Regions from separate parts of the Mus musculus genome. Here regions 2 and 3 are each linked to region 1. The links are chromatin loops, found by intact Hi-C in ENCODE. Cell type or tissue: heart. All regions are shown on one strand. Each heading gives the region's core, and the rest is flanking DNA. Links, peaks and the distances in the headings are about the cores only.

Region 1 (8,224 bases), core at 2,610-5,109:
CCAGCTGGAACCTGCCCTACTTCCATCTCCCTCCTGTTACTTGATAGCTGAAGAGCCTCCCTGGGTTTGGCTTCTGTGCAGGCAAGATCGGTGTTGCTTCCCCAGCTCAGCAGCTTTGCAGGAGGGAAGTCAGTGGGGACACCAGGAGAGCTGAGCACCCAGGGACTGGGACATAGCTTTGTAGCCTCAGAGGATGAGAAAGCTGGTTCAAGTGCCTGGCTACTCAAGCAATTTGGGAAAGCAATTTAAAGGGATAGGTGGGGCCTCCTCCCACCTGTGTTAGTGACAGGACCTGAGCTAGGACTGTGGAGGGCTAAGAGTCAGGTTCTTTTAAGTGGCTCTTATCCCTCGGGAGGAAAGAACAGGTCAGATTGGTCAGAGGGACAGAGGGAGCTATAGCCCAAGCACTCTACATGGCAACTCCATGCTCTCCCACTTACAAAGGAAGGGCCACATGTAGCCTCCCTTACTGTGTTCGAGAGTTGTGACTGGGGGGTATTGAAGTGATCTGAGGCAGTGGCAGTGAGGAGACCGGCCAGAAGTGTGGCCTTGACCAGTAGTAACCTAGCCTAGGTCATTCCTGAGCAGAGCTCTTCCTCTGCCTTTCCCTTCCCTTCTTTCCCTGTCTCTTCTCTGTGGACTTGTAGCTGGAGGAATTGACTGGCATCAGGGTGAGCAGAGGGATCCCCAGGGAGGGTCCAGCTAGTGTAGTTTGCCCCTTTAATTGTAGCTTGGAGGCAGGGCCTGCTGTCTGACTGAGTCACTGGCTTCTGATAATGCTGTGTGTGGCATGGTATGGTCCTTGGTACATTATTCCAATAGCGGTGATTCCGGCATCCTGGAGAGTAAGTTTCTTTGTCACTCTACTGCTGTCCCTGTGGTTGAAACTTTTCCTTGGGGGGGGGGGCGGGGTGTCGCTGTTGAGAGCAGCACTTTGATACTGCAGGTAGAACCCTGGGTACTCTGGCTTGGCCCAGAGCTTCTTGGACAGCCACCTAGATGCTGCGTCCTGAGCAGTAGTGAGGTGAGACAAGTCCACCAGAGACCACCACATAGACACTCTTAAAGCCCAAAAGGTTTCATTGCTGCCTGTCAGCTGCGTGCAGAGCTTGCCTAGATCATGCAACCCTGAGCCTTACAGCTGTGTGTCTTTTATGCACAAACAGCATGTTCTGGTTGGCACATTTCAGTTTAGAAAGAAGCAGAACTACAGAAGCCAAGACAGAAGAGCAAGGTTGGTGCATTTAGGATTTTCTTGGAACCATGGGCTACATCTTTGTTCTGTTCTGACAGGTATTGGGTCTCTTATATGCTAGGTTTTGAGGTCAGGACAGTTCCCCTAACATGATGCTAGTTGTGCTAAGGTCTAGGGACCTGTTAAAATAACACAGACAGGATTGCAGGCTTTGAGGTGGGGAGAAGGTAGGTGTGTTGAGGCTTGGAGCAGAGGGAGAGTCAGAACTTGCAGGCCGGTGGTCTTGGCCCTATGGTGGGGATTGTACTTTTCCGGGTGTGTAGTGCTGTGCGGGGATTGATTAAAGGTAGTACAGCACTGTCTGCTGTCCCCATCAGTTCGAAGAACCTGCTTGAGCCCTGATTGGATTTCCAGCTCAGGAGGCCTTGCCCATCTCTAATCAGTGACTCATTGCTTCCAAGCCACCAGGCCATAGCCACATGCTTTCCTCCCAGTGAGTGGTTGCCTAGAGGGCCATCCCATCTGCAGAAGTCATGCAGGGAAGACTTGCCCTCCTGAGCTCAGAGGCCAGGTTTTCTCCCTGGGGACCTTGTCACTTACTGTACCCTGGTAGTGAAGCTCATTACTGCTGTGTGGCCTTACTAAGGCTCTTTCCCAAAGTAGGGTGTGTGCTGGGTCGGGTGTATAGATGGGATGCAGGGAGGGCTTCAGTGTGCCAGCGGGGTGAACCCTGGGGTCAGTGGGTAGAGGAGAGTCTTGAGAGGAGGATGTAGGGCTGAAGTAACCTTCATGGAGTGCTGGGTAAGCCTCCTATTTCAGCAACACACATTGATGGGTCTGATTAGGAGTGGTTTTCTATGGTTGTCTTGTTGGGCTAGGTTGGACCCAAAAGTGTAGCTGAGCATTGTCAGGGAACCCCAGCTTGCAGAGTAGTACCTGAGTGGCAGGATCAAGAGAGATGGTTGCTGACTGGGCAAAAGCCAAAGGGTTCTCATGCTAACTACTTCACTTTGCTTACTGTGAACTCTCCCAATGGAGTTGCACTGGGGCGACTCTGACTTTGTAACGTTTCAGCTTGTGCTTCAGTTCTCTGTCCTGGAGCAGCAGGCGCTGTATCTTTGCAGATGCACACAATTTAGTTCAGTTCTCAGCATCCTGTCAAGTGGCGTTACCTCGAGTGGGGAACTTAATTTCCTTCCCCAGTGCCACAGCTCATTTGGCTACAGAGACTTGGCCCTGCATATTGGGTCTGCAGAGGTGGCTGGGCCTTGTCTGTTAGCTTCCTGGTAACAAATACCCTCAGGCCCTGGCTGTCTGGTTGAGAGACAGGGAAAATCTGGAACCCTAAGGCAGCCCTGTGCCACAGACATGAGACCTGGTGGAGGCCTGCCTCTGAGATGTTGTTAATGGGCGGTGCTTATCAACTCCATTTTACAGAGGGGTAGGTGAGGCCTATTGGAGGACTGGGGATGGCAGCAGTGTGCAGCATGCTTGGAGCTGGAGTTCTAGGTCAGGTTCCTGTCCTATATTCACGGGACAGATCCTGTAGCTGGAGACTGTAGTCAAGTGTGGTCAAGTCAGCATGACTTCACAGTGGAGTCACCTGAGAGAACCTTGAAAAAAAAAATCTAGGCTGTACCTTCTTCGAACCCTAACAGAACTAACTCGAAGAGGCTCCAGACTCAAGGAGCCTCCATATCTCAAAACTTAGGAGATTCTGTGCTCTCACTGAGTACTTGAAGCCAGCCTTAAAGCTTGCATGCTTAGTGCTGGATCACAGGTGTGTACCACACACCACTACACATGGCTAAGGTTAGGATCTCTCTAACAAGCACAAACCATCATTTACACATTGAGTCCCTCTGGTTCTAGAGTGGGGATGGAGGTGGGAGTGTGGCTTGTTGAAGCAAAAGAGCTTAGATTTCTGTGAACTTGAGGATGGAATCTGGCTGAAGGAGGACAAAGGTCTCTTGGGTTGGAACTCCCTCTGCCTGGTCTCAGTAAACCACCTTTCTCCATTTCTACCAGGCCATGGTGGCGTGTTATCCAGGCAATGGGCTCGGGTACGTGAGGCATGTTGACAATCCCCACGGCGATGGGCGCTGCATCACCTGTATCTATTACCTGAATCAGAACTGGGATGTTAAGGTAGGGTTTGGGGTTGGGATGGTATGCTTATGTTCCAGCTGGGATCCTGCCCTCCACTCCTCAGCTCACAGGGCAGTGACATCTGCTGGCTCCTCTTTAGCTGACTGTGGGCCCTCCCTCTTTTCCGGGAATGGTGCCGTCTGCTTAGCCCCACCCAGACTTGTACATTCTCCCCCTTTTCCTGTCTTTAGTAGCTTCCTGCCCATCTCCATGGCAATGTAGACTCTGGGCTGTCATTCATTTTAAGGGCCTGAGTGTTGGGAGGGAGTGATGTGTGCTGGCGCTGCGCCCCCTGGTGGGCACATGGGTGCGGTGTAAGACAGGCTACAGGCTTCACCAGTAGACTCATCTGGCCTGCCCCCAGGTGCATGGCGGCCTGCTGCAGATCTTCCCCGAGGGTCGGCCAGTGGTAGCCAACATCGAGCCACTCTTTGACCGGTTGCTCATTTTCTGGTCTGACCGACGGAACCCACATGAGGTGAAGCCAGCCTATGCCACCAGGTATGACCTGTACTTTAGGGATTGTCCAGCTGCTTCCCCTGTGCCAAACATTTCTTAGCTTGTCCCCAGTCCCCAGAGTTGACAGGGGAGTGATGAGATGCTGAGAGGGCCTAAGTGGGACCTGCAAGGGTGGAGGTGTCAGCTGAGGTGGCTCTAGAATGGCAGAAAAGTCATTCTGACTGCCCAATTTTTCAGGTACGCCATCACTGTCTGGTATTTTGATGCCAAGGAACGGGCAGCAGCCAGAGACAAGTATCAGCTAGGTACGTGCTTTCTTCCTTTGTCCTTCCTAGTCCCTGTGTGCTGCCAGGTCCTTAGCCTTTCTTACCCCCTTGGGTGCTGAGAGTGGTTCCCAGGGCCTTTGCCACACTAGGCCAGCACTGCCGCCAGCCCGCTCCCACAGGTCTTTCTCACCAGTCCCTTTGCCCAGTTCTTGCCTACTTTCCTGGTATCCCCTACCTGAGACCCATTTTTTTTTTTTTTCTGTTAATGTTCTCCCCATCTTCGCAGGTTTCTTTTGGCTTCTTTGTCCCTTCCTAGTGATTCACAATTTCTTGTCTTCCTCTCATCCTCAGCATCGGGACAGAAAGGTGTTCAAGTACCAGTATCACAGCCAACTACACCTACCTAATGGCCAGCCCCAGAGCTGCGTGGACCAGCAGCAGCTCCTGCCTCAGTGCCCGCTCCTTTCCTGCCACTGCTGCTGCTTCTGGCTTGCCTCTGTACTGTGTGGTGTGGAGGGCACTAAGTATCACTGAGGAGCAACAAGGAGAGACCTCTGCTGCCCCGTGAGCGAGCGGTGCTGGGTTTTGACCTGGGCAGTGGCCAGTGTGGCTGGCGGTCATGACTGGTGGCTGTGTCTGGTCCGTTGAGTGTAGAGCTGAGAAGAGGCAGGATTTGGGGTTGAGGTGAGTCATGGCCTCTTGCTGGAAAGGTGTGTTGGGGTGTGGGTGTCATCTCACCCTCGTCCCCACTCCTCCGGCCTGGAATGTGAAGTGACTCCCCAGCCCCTTTGGCTGTGGCAGTGTATGGACTGGGCTGCCACTGTCTGGGCAGAGTAGGGTGCCATGACGAGCATGGGTATGGAGGTTCTGCCAGCCAAGAAATAAAAGTTTACCTCAGAGCTGCACACACTTGTATTCCTCTCTGTAAAGAGATTTACACATACAGTTAGGGCAGGTAAGGATATCAGGGCCACTGAGATCACCAGTGAAGCCCAAGCTCAGCGGGCCACCAAGCGGAGCTGGAAGGCTGGGGGCACATTACCCAGACCAGTACACTGTGGGTTAAGGTTGATGTTGGCAGGACTTCCCACAGGGAGCAGGGAGAACTTCTGCAGGATAGCCGTCAGGAAGAGGAAGATCTCGGAACGGGCTAGGCCAGCACCCAGGCACATCCGCTTTCCTGTGGGTGTGGGTGCAGGTGTGGGATGAGCAAGCCCCTGCCAGTCCCCCAGTGCTAGCCACTCAGGTCCCCTCCCTCCTACCCCAGACCTAAGGCAAAGGGCATGAAGGCATCGTTGTTCTGGAACTCGCCATGGTCATCCAGGAAATTGGTGGGATTGAAATGGTCAGGGTCCTTGAATTGGGTGGGATCCCGGTGTGCAGACACAAGTAGGGGAATCACGAATGTGCCCTGTGGGTAAAACAGTGTGACCCACAGACTTGAGTGTGAGCCCCTCACCCAGACTCTTTCTGTTGTTGGCACCTAACACAGGGCCCTGCGGTGCTGGGCAAGTGATCTCACATAGCTACACCCCAGCCCCTAAGGTGGTTGGCAGAGCCTGGGAGGGAGCCCCAGGTACTGGTTGTGTTAGCCCTCACCGAACCTAGTCTCTGAATTGTCCCCTTCTCCCCAGTGCAGAATTCCCAGGCTCCATGTGCACCTTGTGCAGGAAGTGGTTCTTGAGGTTTACGTCTCGGGTGAGGGCCCGGGGCAGCCCCAGTGGTAGCACACTGATGAAACGCTGGATCTCATGTAGCACCGCATTGGTGTAAGGCAAGCGGGCACGGTCCTCTATTCTAGGGGCCCAGGTCCGACCTACAGTGGCGTCCAGCTCCTCTTGCACCTTGGCTGCGGTCATTGGAGGCTTTGAGTTGTGCTTTACTGAGATCCCACCCCAGCCACCCTCTCTTCACTTAGGGGGAGGGGAGGGATGGACCCAGTTCTCAAACCTGCCACCTCAGGGTACTTGAGCATAATGAGGAGCCCATAACGTAGAGTAGTGCTTGTGGTTTCAGTGCCACCAAAGAAAAGATCGTGAGTAGTCATCACCAGTGTCTCATCCTGGAAATGGCTTTCCAGGTCCTGCTGTTCCTGGGAATGGACAGAGGTGCTCTAATGCCTGCTGCTTGGCAGGGTGGGTATGGTTAAGGGTAGCAGGGACTGGTACCTTATCCATTTGGTCGAGGAAACAATCAATGAAGTCACGGGGTTCCCCAGTCTGTCGTGACTGCCAGTGCCACTGAATTTGCTCAGAGATGAAGAGTCGGAGCTCTTGGAAGTTTTTAAATATTCGGTTGTGGGGCCCAGGGATCCAGTCCATGAAGGATGGGAACATATTATATATCTGGAGAGACAGGGTTCTCTCCTTTCCTCTGCTCCACACCTCTCCTCCCCTCCCCTCTCCTTTTCCTTCCTTCCTTCCTTCCTTCCTTCCTTCCTTCCTTCCTTCCTTCCTTCCTTCCTTCCTTCCTTCCTTCCTTCCTTCCTTCCTTCCTCCCTCCCTCCCTCCCTCCCTCCCTCCCTCCTCTCTCTCTCTCTCTCTCTCTCTCTCTCTCTCTCTCTCTCTCTCTCTCTCTCTCTCTCTTATTCCCACTATCCTTGGCTAACCTGGAACTTTATATGTAGACCAGGCTGGCCTCAAATTAGATTCTCCTGCCTCTGCCTTCCCAGTACTGGGATCAAAGGCATGTGCCATCATACCCTGCTGAAATGGTCTTAATAGGGCCCTGGACAAGGCCATGGTTTCTTTGTGGAAAAATTAAATCAGGACTTTGTGTGTTGTAGAACTTTGTCATTAAATCTGTAGCCACTGTAGGTAGGGCTATGCCCCTGGAATTTGGCACAAGGCTGCATGTAAAATGAGAAATTGGAGCCCATCCTCTCACCTCAGCCCATCGGGAACTCATGATACAGAAATTGTCACTGAAGAGGTTTAGGAGCCTCCGGAACTCTGGGTCCCCATAGTCATAGCGCTTTCCGAAAACCACAGTACAAATGACATTGGATACAGCACTATCCAGTAGCTGCTGGGGGTCAAATGGAGCTCCTGGGGGGTGAGAGCAGCTCTGAGTAATCAAGCTGTGGTCCCCTAAAAGTGACATTTAGTAAGATCTGCAGAGGAGACCCTCGTCCTCAAGCCTCTAGCACCCTCACACAGAAGCTGTGTCCCTCCTCCACATAGCTCCATCCATCCCCCCCTTCCCCCCCACCCCCGACCCCAAACCAGGTGGTTATGCTTTCCCTGCCAGACCACACCCATGGTAGCTTGAAATTCATCCAGCACACATGCTGCCTCCTCCAGGATGCGATCCTCAATGGTACTCCTACCCACGCCAAGCTCCCTCAGCACTCCAAGTGCAAAGTTGCGAAGCGAGTGCCAACGCGGCCCGTTAGAAAACACTATGCCTACAGTGGGAACCAAAAAAAAAAAAAAAAAGAGTTGGCCACGCTGGGCCTAGTCGCTCGCTTCCTTGCCGCTCTAAGGATGACTTCTTACTGCTTTGCACTTCCCAGACCATATGCCAAGCACCTCAGCTGAAACCACGCAGCCTGACATCTTTGAGGGTAGGATCCCTGACCAGCTCTTAGGGCTTAGGAATTTAGGCTGCTATTGGTTACATTGTGAACCTCTACTGGACCCCAGGCCTAATAGCTCGTCCTCATTAGCACCATTCTTTATTAGGCACCTCCCATTTTGCTCGGCTTCACTGGTCCTTAGACCAAGTTGAGGGGTCTAGTACTCACTTCCACCCACCCTGGGCCTCACCGTTTCCGCAGGTGAAGCGATCGAAGACAGCCATGGCCCCGCGGCCGGAGAACGCATCTGCTTGCAGTACTAATGCATCTCGGAGCGCCTCATAGCCGCACAGCACCACTGCAGGGAGCGGGCCCAGCCATACAGTGAACACTGGGCCCCAGTGGCTGGAGAGCTATGGGAAGTGCCATGGAGACCTCAGAGCTCTCATCTTCCTTAGATCCCAAAGTTTCCGTCTCATGCCCTCATTCTACAGGTCTAGTTCTAAACCGCCCCTCACTTTTCAGACCCTGGAGTCTAGGCATCAGCTCTTAGACACAGGGGTCCAGGCCTCACTGTCCTCCCTCAGACACAGGGGACCAGACTCCAGCCTTCCTCCCTCAGACACAGGAGTCCAGGCT
Region 2 (2,500 bases), core at 1-2,500, 330 kb before region 1:
ATAAGCACTCTTTGGTTTTGCTCTTTTGAGACAGGGCCCCACACTGTAGTCCGGGCTGACCAGCCATTCCAGGCAATCCTCCTGTCTCAGTCTCCCAAGGGGTTAGGATTACAGGTGTGTTCCATTCCTTGATTACAAATACAGCCATCTTACACAGTTCAATACAGAGTATCTGCTATGCATGGAACTCTATGGTCAAATGTACAGAAAGTGGTAGGAAGATGCCATCCTGGGAGGTAGTCAAGGCAGGTTTTTCTAAGAAAGATAAGTACATTGAAGCTGAGTCCTGCTGTTTGCACTGTAGGCTATGGAGAAGCAGGGCCAGGCTTTCCTGAAAGAGCCAAAGGAAGACAGAGAGAGGTAAACCTGAACTGGGGAGTTTAAAAAAAAAAAAAAAAAGAAGGCCACCACACACTAGGAGCAGGCGCAGAGAGTGTGACACAGTAGGAGTCCCGGTGGGGGTGGGGAGCAAGCAGGAGGAGGCGCGGGCAGGAATAGGAGGCTTGGATTTTCAGAGTGTCAGGACAGAGTCATGGAGGGTAGGGTCTAGGCAGGAAGATGAATGGTGACGTTAGTTGGCAAGGTCTCTAGAGGATCCCCGGTAGCTGCTGCCTGGGGAAAGATCGGTGGCGGGGCAGCATCATGTGTGTGTGTGTGTGTGTGTGTGTGTGTGTGTGTGTGTGTGTGTGTAGGTTTGGAGATAGAAGTGGGCCTGAACTGCCTGCCTTCCGACTGCTGTACTCACTGGGATGCTGGCCGCTTGGGTTTAAAGCCTAAGCTGTTAGTAGTCACTCAAGGAAGTAAGGGTCCCGAACTTATTGAGGAAAGAGAGAGACAAGGGAAACCCTGAAGGGCCGCGGGAGTAAGTCATTGACAGAAGTTTGAAAATCGGTACTTTCTTCCAAGAGGACTAGAGTTTGAAGCCCCTAGCCTAATCTAACGGGGGCATAAAGGCCGCAGGGTCTCAGTCCCGGGGACGCTGCCTAGACCTAGCAAGACACTAAAAATCCAGTCTTTGCCCTTTTCGCTGAAGACCCGGGAGCCGGGAACCGCAGGAATTCAGCCCCCACCCCGACTCCGCCCCCCCGAGTCCCGGCGCCCCCTAGCGGTACTCCAACCTGGGCTCCCCCGGGGACTCCGGCCCCAGTGACCCCGGGATCCTTTAGATTCCCCAGGGTACCGCCTGTCCCTCCCGGGCCACAGCGAGCCGCGACCCCCGCGGGCCGCTCAGTGAGCCCGGCCTTCCCTCGCTTCCGGAAGGCAGCGGAGGCGGCTCCTCCCGGAGCGGCGGCGGCGGGGGCGGGTGAGTCACGCAGCCGGAGCCAGGGAGCCGGCGCCTCCGCCCCCTTCTCGGGCTCCGACGTGATTCACCCAGCCCGGCCCGGGCGGGCGACACATACAGGCCCTGGGCGCTCGATCCCGGTCAGCCCCGGCCACCATCTACCTAGCTGAGGTATCGAACACCCTAAAGAACCCGGCCCCCCGTACCCCCGTCTTTCCCCACCAGGCCCCTTCATTTACATACACAGATCACTCGCGGCCAATCAGAACGAAGAGGGAGCCACACGCAGCCAATCAGGAAGCGGCTGCCGTAGCATCGCTAGCTTGTTCTGCTCCAGCAACCGACACCTGGGACGGTAGGCGCAGTTCTGACTCCGGCGCACGACTCCAGACACTCGACTATCCCTAGTTCCCGCCCACTCGCGTGGCAGCCCCGCCCTGCAGCTCAGGGATCGGCTCTCGTTGGTGGTGGTGGGCGGAGCCTGAGCGGGGCCGTTCCAGAAGGAGGGGGGAGGTTGTCCCTAAAGCGCATGCCCAGGAGGACTGCCTGAGCGAAGGGACAGCTCTGGTAGCGATTTCCCTTGTGGGGCGATGACAGGTAGGGGTTTTGTACTTTAAAAAGTACAGGCCTGTCACTTCATGTGTTATTTTAGAAAACTGTATGACTTCTGGAAGAGGACCTACTTCTTGAGAGTTACAAAATTAACAGTTTTCTCAGTAGGGCTTAGGATACTGGACTCAATACAGTGAGACAACTGGATTCTACTATGATTAAAGACGGGAGTAAGGGGGGGACGGAACGACACCAGAGTCACGTCCTGGGCATCAGTTCCGGAGGAGCTGTGTGACTTTGGGCAGCAGTTTAAGTCCCTGAAAATAATTTCCTGCGGGGCGTGGTTGTTCACACCCATAACCCCAGTATGGGAAAACTAAAGTATGGGGGATTGCTTTGAGTTTGCAGCCGGACTACTTAGTGGATTTGAATCCAGCCTGGACCTCAGAGTGAGATCCTGTCTTAAAACAAAACAAAACAAAACAAAACAAACTAGCAAAAAAAACCGACGAACTTTTTTTTTTTTTTTTTTTTTTTTTTGCGACAGTTTCACTAACTTGCCCAAGTTAGCCTGGGAAACAGAGCAACCAACCCTCCTCAGCCTGTCAGTGACTGGAACCAGAGACTTATGCCACACCTAATATTCTTTTTTTTTTTTTTTTTGGT
Region 3 (2,500 bases), core at 1-2,500, 170 kb before region 1:
CCCGCCCGATGCTACCGGAGGCCGGGAGGGAAGGCTGAAAAGCTGGCTGTGGGCGGGGCTAAGGCGCCTAGCTCGCCCAAGAGTGGGAGGGGCGTGATTCGGAGCAAATCAGAGGGAGGAAAGTGAGTAGGCGGGGCTAAGGCTAAGGTACCTGGGTTAGGCGGAGTTTACAATGTCAGGTAGAAGGCCATGTGGGCGGGACTAGAAAGGGGTGCCTAGCCAATGGGAAAAGCCTGAACTTTTTGGATTCCAGCTGAGACACAAAAGGGAAACTTCGGTTTGTTTTGAGCGAAGGTAATCCAGTGGGCGGGAATATCACTGTTTGGGCGGGGCTGGGACGCCCGAACTTAAACAGAAAATGGGAAGGAGAATGAAATAGAGGGAGGAGGCTGAGTAAACCCACCTAAAAGGCGGGACTATGTGATAGTCGCGCGACTTGACCCACCCGACATAGTCAGCCAGATTTGGGGAAGGTTGTTGTGGTAGCATACTGCTATAATCCCAAAAATTGGGAAGCGGAGTCAGGAGTCAAGAGTTAAAGCATTGGCTATATAGTGAGTTTTCGAGACTAGCCTGGGCTACATTAGTCCCTATCTTAAAACAAAAGCAAACAAACGGGAAAAGTCACCTACGATGGAGAGATGTAAGGATGGTGTACCTTGAGGCCCTCGTTTCAGTGCTGGGTACTGAGTTAGCTGTCTGCCAGGCACAGTACTGATATTTTGTATCCTTGCTTTCTTCTCAGTCCTATGTCCCTTGATCTGTCACAACGGTGGTGTGTGTGTGAAGCCTGATCGCTGCCTTTGCCCCCCGGACTTCGCTGGCAAATTCTGCCAATTGCATTCTTCGGGGGCCCGGCCCCCGGCCCCAGCCATGCCGGGCCTTACCCGCTCCGTTTATACAATGCCACTAGCCAACCACCGCGATGATGAACACGGTGAGGAGAATTTAGCCAAAGGGCCTCTGATCCCGCTTTCCTCAAGAACCTGACCGTTCTCTGACCAAGTTTGTTGCCTTCTCTGCTACCCTCCTAAGATCGGTTTGGTGGCTTCCACCTGTAATCCCACCACTCGGGATGCAGAGGCAGGAGGATCACTGAAAATTGCAGGCCATATTACATTACCACGCCACCCCACCCCCACCTCCCAATATAAAGTACCCATCCTCAGCTCACCTCTCCAATCTACTCCTAGCAAGTCAGAGCTCGTGTAGATATATCCCATTGTCCATCTTGCCTCTGCTCAGGAGTAGCATCGATGGTGAGCGTGCACGTGGAGCACCCTCAGGAGGCATCAGTGGTGGTGCACCAAGTGGAACGTGTGTCGGGCCCCTGGGAGGAGGCGAACCCTGAAGCCCTAGCCAGGGCTGAAGCGGCGGCACGGGCCGAGGCGGCGGCGCCCTACACAGTGCTGGCACAGAGCGCGCCACGCGAGGACGGCTACTCAGACGCCTCCGGCTTCGGTTACTGTTTTAGAGAACTGCGCGGAAGCGAAGTGAGCCGAGGCCGGCGGGTGAGGGTAGGGGGAAATCCCTTAAAAATGCCACCACGCGGGGGCGCGCTCACGCCTCACTTCTTCTACAGTGTGCATCGCCGCTGCCAGGGCTCCGGACGCAGGAAGTCTGCTGCCGAGGAGAGGGCTTGGCCTGGGGTGTTCATGATTGTCACCCGTGCGCGGAACACCTGAGTAAGAAGGCCTGGGTCGTCCCCAAACCTCGCCTCTTCTCCTCCGGGCACAGATAAACCCTAGTCACAAGATCTAGCTATATCTACCTACCTTGTGGGTGGTCATGTCTATCTAGGTTTTTCTATACCATTTATCCCATTTTCTGATTTCGGTCACTTTTCTAACGGCCTTTGTGCCTTTGTCTTATCGTGCATTTCGAGAGCCTCCGATCTTACTTACTGAGCTGCCAGGCTGACTCGGTAGTTCAAACCACACTTCACTCCCATTTCTTCTTCAAAATTGCCTGGTTATCTCTCTGCCAATCTGTCCCCGCTCCCATCCCTCCTTTCTCCACAGGGAACTCCAACCAAGTGAGTGGCCCAAATGGACCTTGTCCACCCGGCTTCGAGAGAGTTAATGGGTCCTGTGTAGGTAAGGCCCGGCAGGGGGCAGGGAACCGAGGGCTAGTCTTTCAAGGTTGGGCTGCCAGGGGTTTAGTAGTCCCAGACTCGCCAAAAACTTCCTCAACTCTTGCAGATGTGGATGAGTGCGCCACCGGTGGGCGTTGCCAACACGGGGAGTGTGCCAACACTCGTGGCGGCTACACGTGTGTATGTCCGGACGGTTTCCTCCTGGACTCTTCCCGCAGCAGCTGCATCTGTGAGCCACCAGGAAAGGGGGCGGGGCTGTGAAGCTGGTTCCTAAATTGCTCATGACCTTAGAAAACATCCCAGAATATTTCTGAATTCTTAATTCCCTTAGATACTCCAAACCCTTCTAGCCCCTCAGACTCCCAGAATCTTGAATTTCTTTAGGATCTCCAAATTCTCTCGACC

What was found. A loop is a pair of places that touch in the nucleus more often than their neighbours do. Peaks named below come from ENCODE experiments on the same cell type or tissue, not always from the same donor. Only the 100,000 strongest peaks of a DNase experiment are listed, where the experiment ranks them.
Region 2: it touches region 1 in a loop (2.1-fold over the local background); 4 of 42 quality-filtered maps call a loop at or near these places.
Region 3: it touches region 1 in a loop (2.1-fold over the local background); 2 of 42 quality-filtered maps call a loop at or near these places.

What each region holds. Positions count from the first base shown.
Region 1 is chr7:27,155,407-27,163,630 of GRCm38, reverse strand. It overlaps Cyp2t4 (cytochrome P450, family 2, subfamily t, polypeptide 4), which reads right to left. Exons shown (of 10, transcript NM_001100184.1): 3 at 7,836-7,998; 4 at 7,325-7,474; 5 at 6,955-7,115; 6 at 6,237-6,413; 7 at 6,019-6,160; 8 at 5,730-5,917; 9 at 5,338-5,479; 10 at 5,067-5,248. The coding sequence ends at 5,067. Egln2 (egl-9 family hypoxia-inducible factor 2) reads left to right here. Exons shown (of 6, transcript NM_053208.4): 3 at 3,224-3,343; 4 at 3,708-3,844; 5 at 4,040-4,107; 6 at 4,420-4,973. The coding sequence ends at 4,475. Among named protein-coding and RNA genes, the nearest start is that of Cyp2t4, 5.8 kb to the right of the region's middle. In heart, for the core only: a CTCF peak has its summit at 3,640 (motif pointing left); DNase peaks (open chromatin) are centred at 3,550 and 4,140.
Region 2 is chr7:27,486,104-27,488,603 of GRCm38, reverse strand. Sertad1 (SERTA domain containing 1) reads right to left here and starts at 1,651. Exons shown (of 2, transcript NM_018820.4): 1 at 1,526-1,651. It overlaps Gm38972 (a long non-coding RNA gene), which reads left to right and starts at 1,644. Exons shown (of 5, transcript XR_881906.2): 1 at 1,644-1,879. In heart, for the core only: a CTCF peak has its summit at 1,132 (motif pointing left); DNase peaks (open chromatin) are centred at 473 and 1,673; H3K4me3 peaks cover 2,373 bases; H3K27ac peaks cover 2,339 bases.
Region 3 is chr7:27,328,564-27,331,063 of GRCm38, reverse strand. Ltbp4 (latent transforming growth factor beta binding protein 4) reads left to right here. Exons shown (of 30, transcript NM_001113549.1): 2 at 746-937; 3 at 1,246-1,493; 4 at 1,583-1,685; 5 at 2,022-2,096; 6 at 2,202-2,324. Gm30543 (a long non-coding RNA gene) reads right to left here and starts at 1,254. Exons shown (of 2, transcript XR_391221.3): 1 at 1,175-1,254. In heart, for the core only: a CTCF peak has its summit at 1,538; DNase peaks (open chromatin) are centred at 833, 1,613 and 2,253; H3K4me3 peaks cover 1,900 bases; H3K27ac peaks cover 133 bases; H3K27me3 peaks cover 2,500 bases.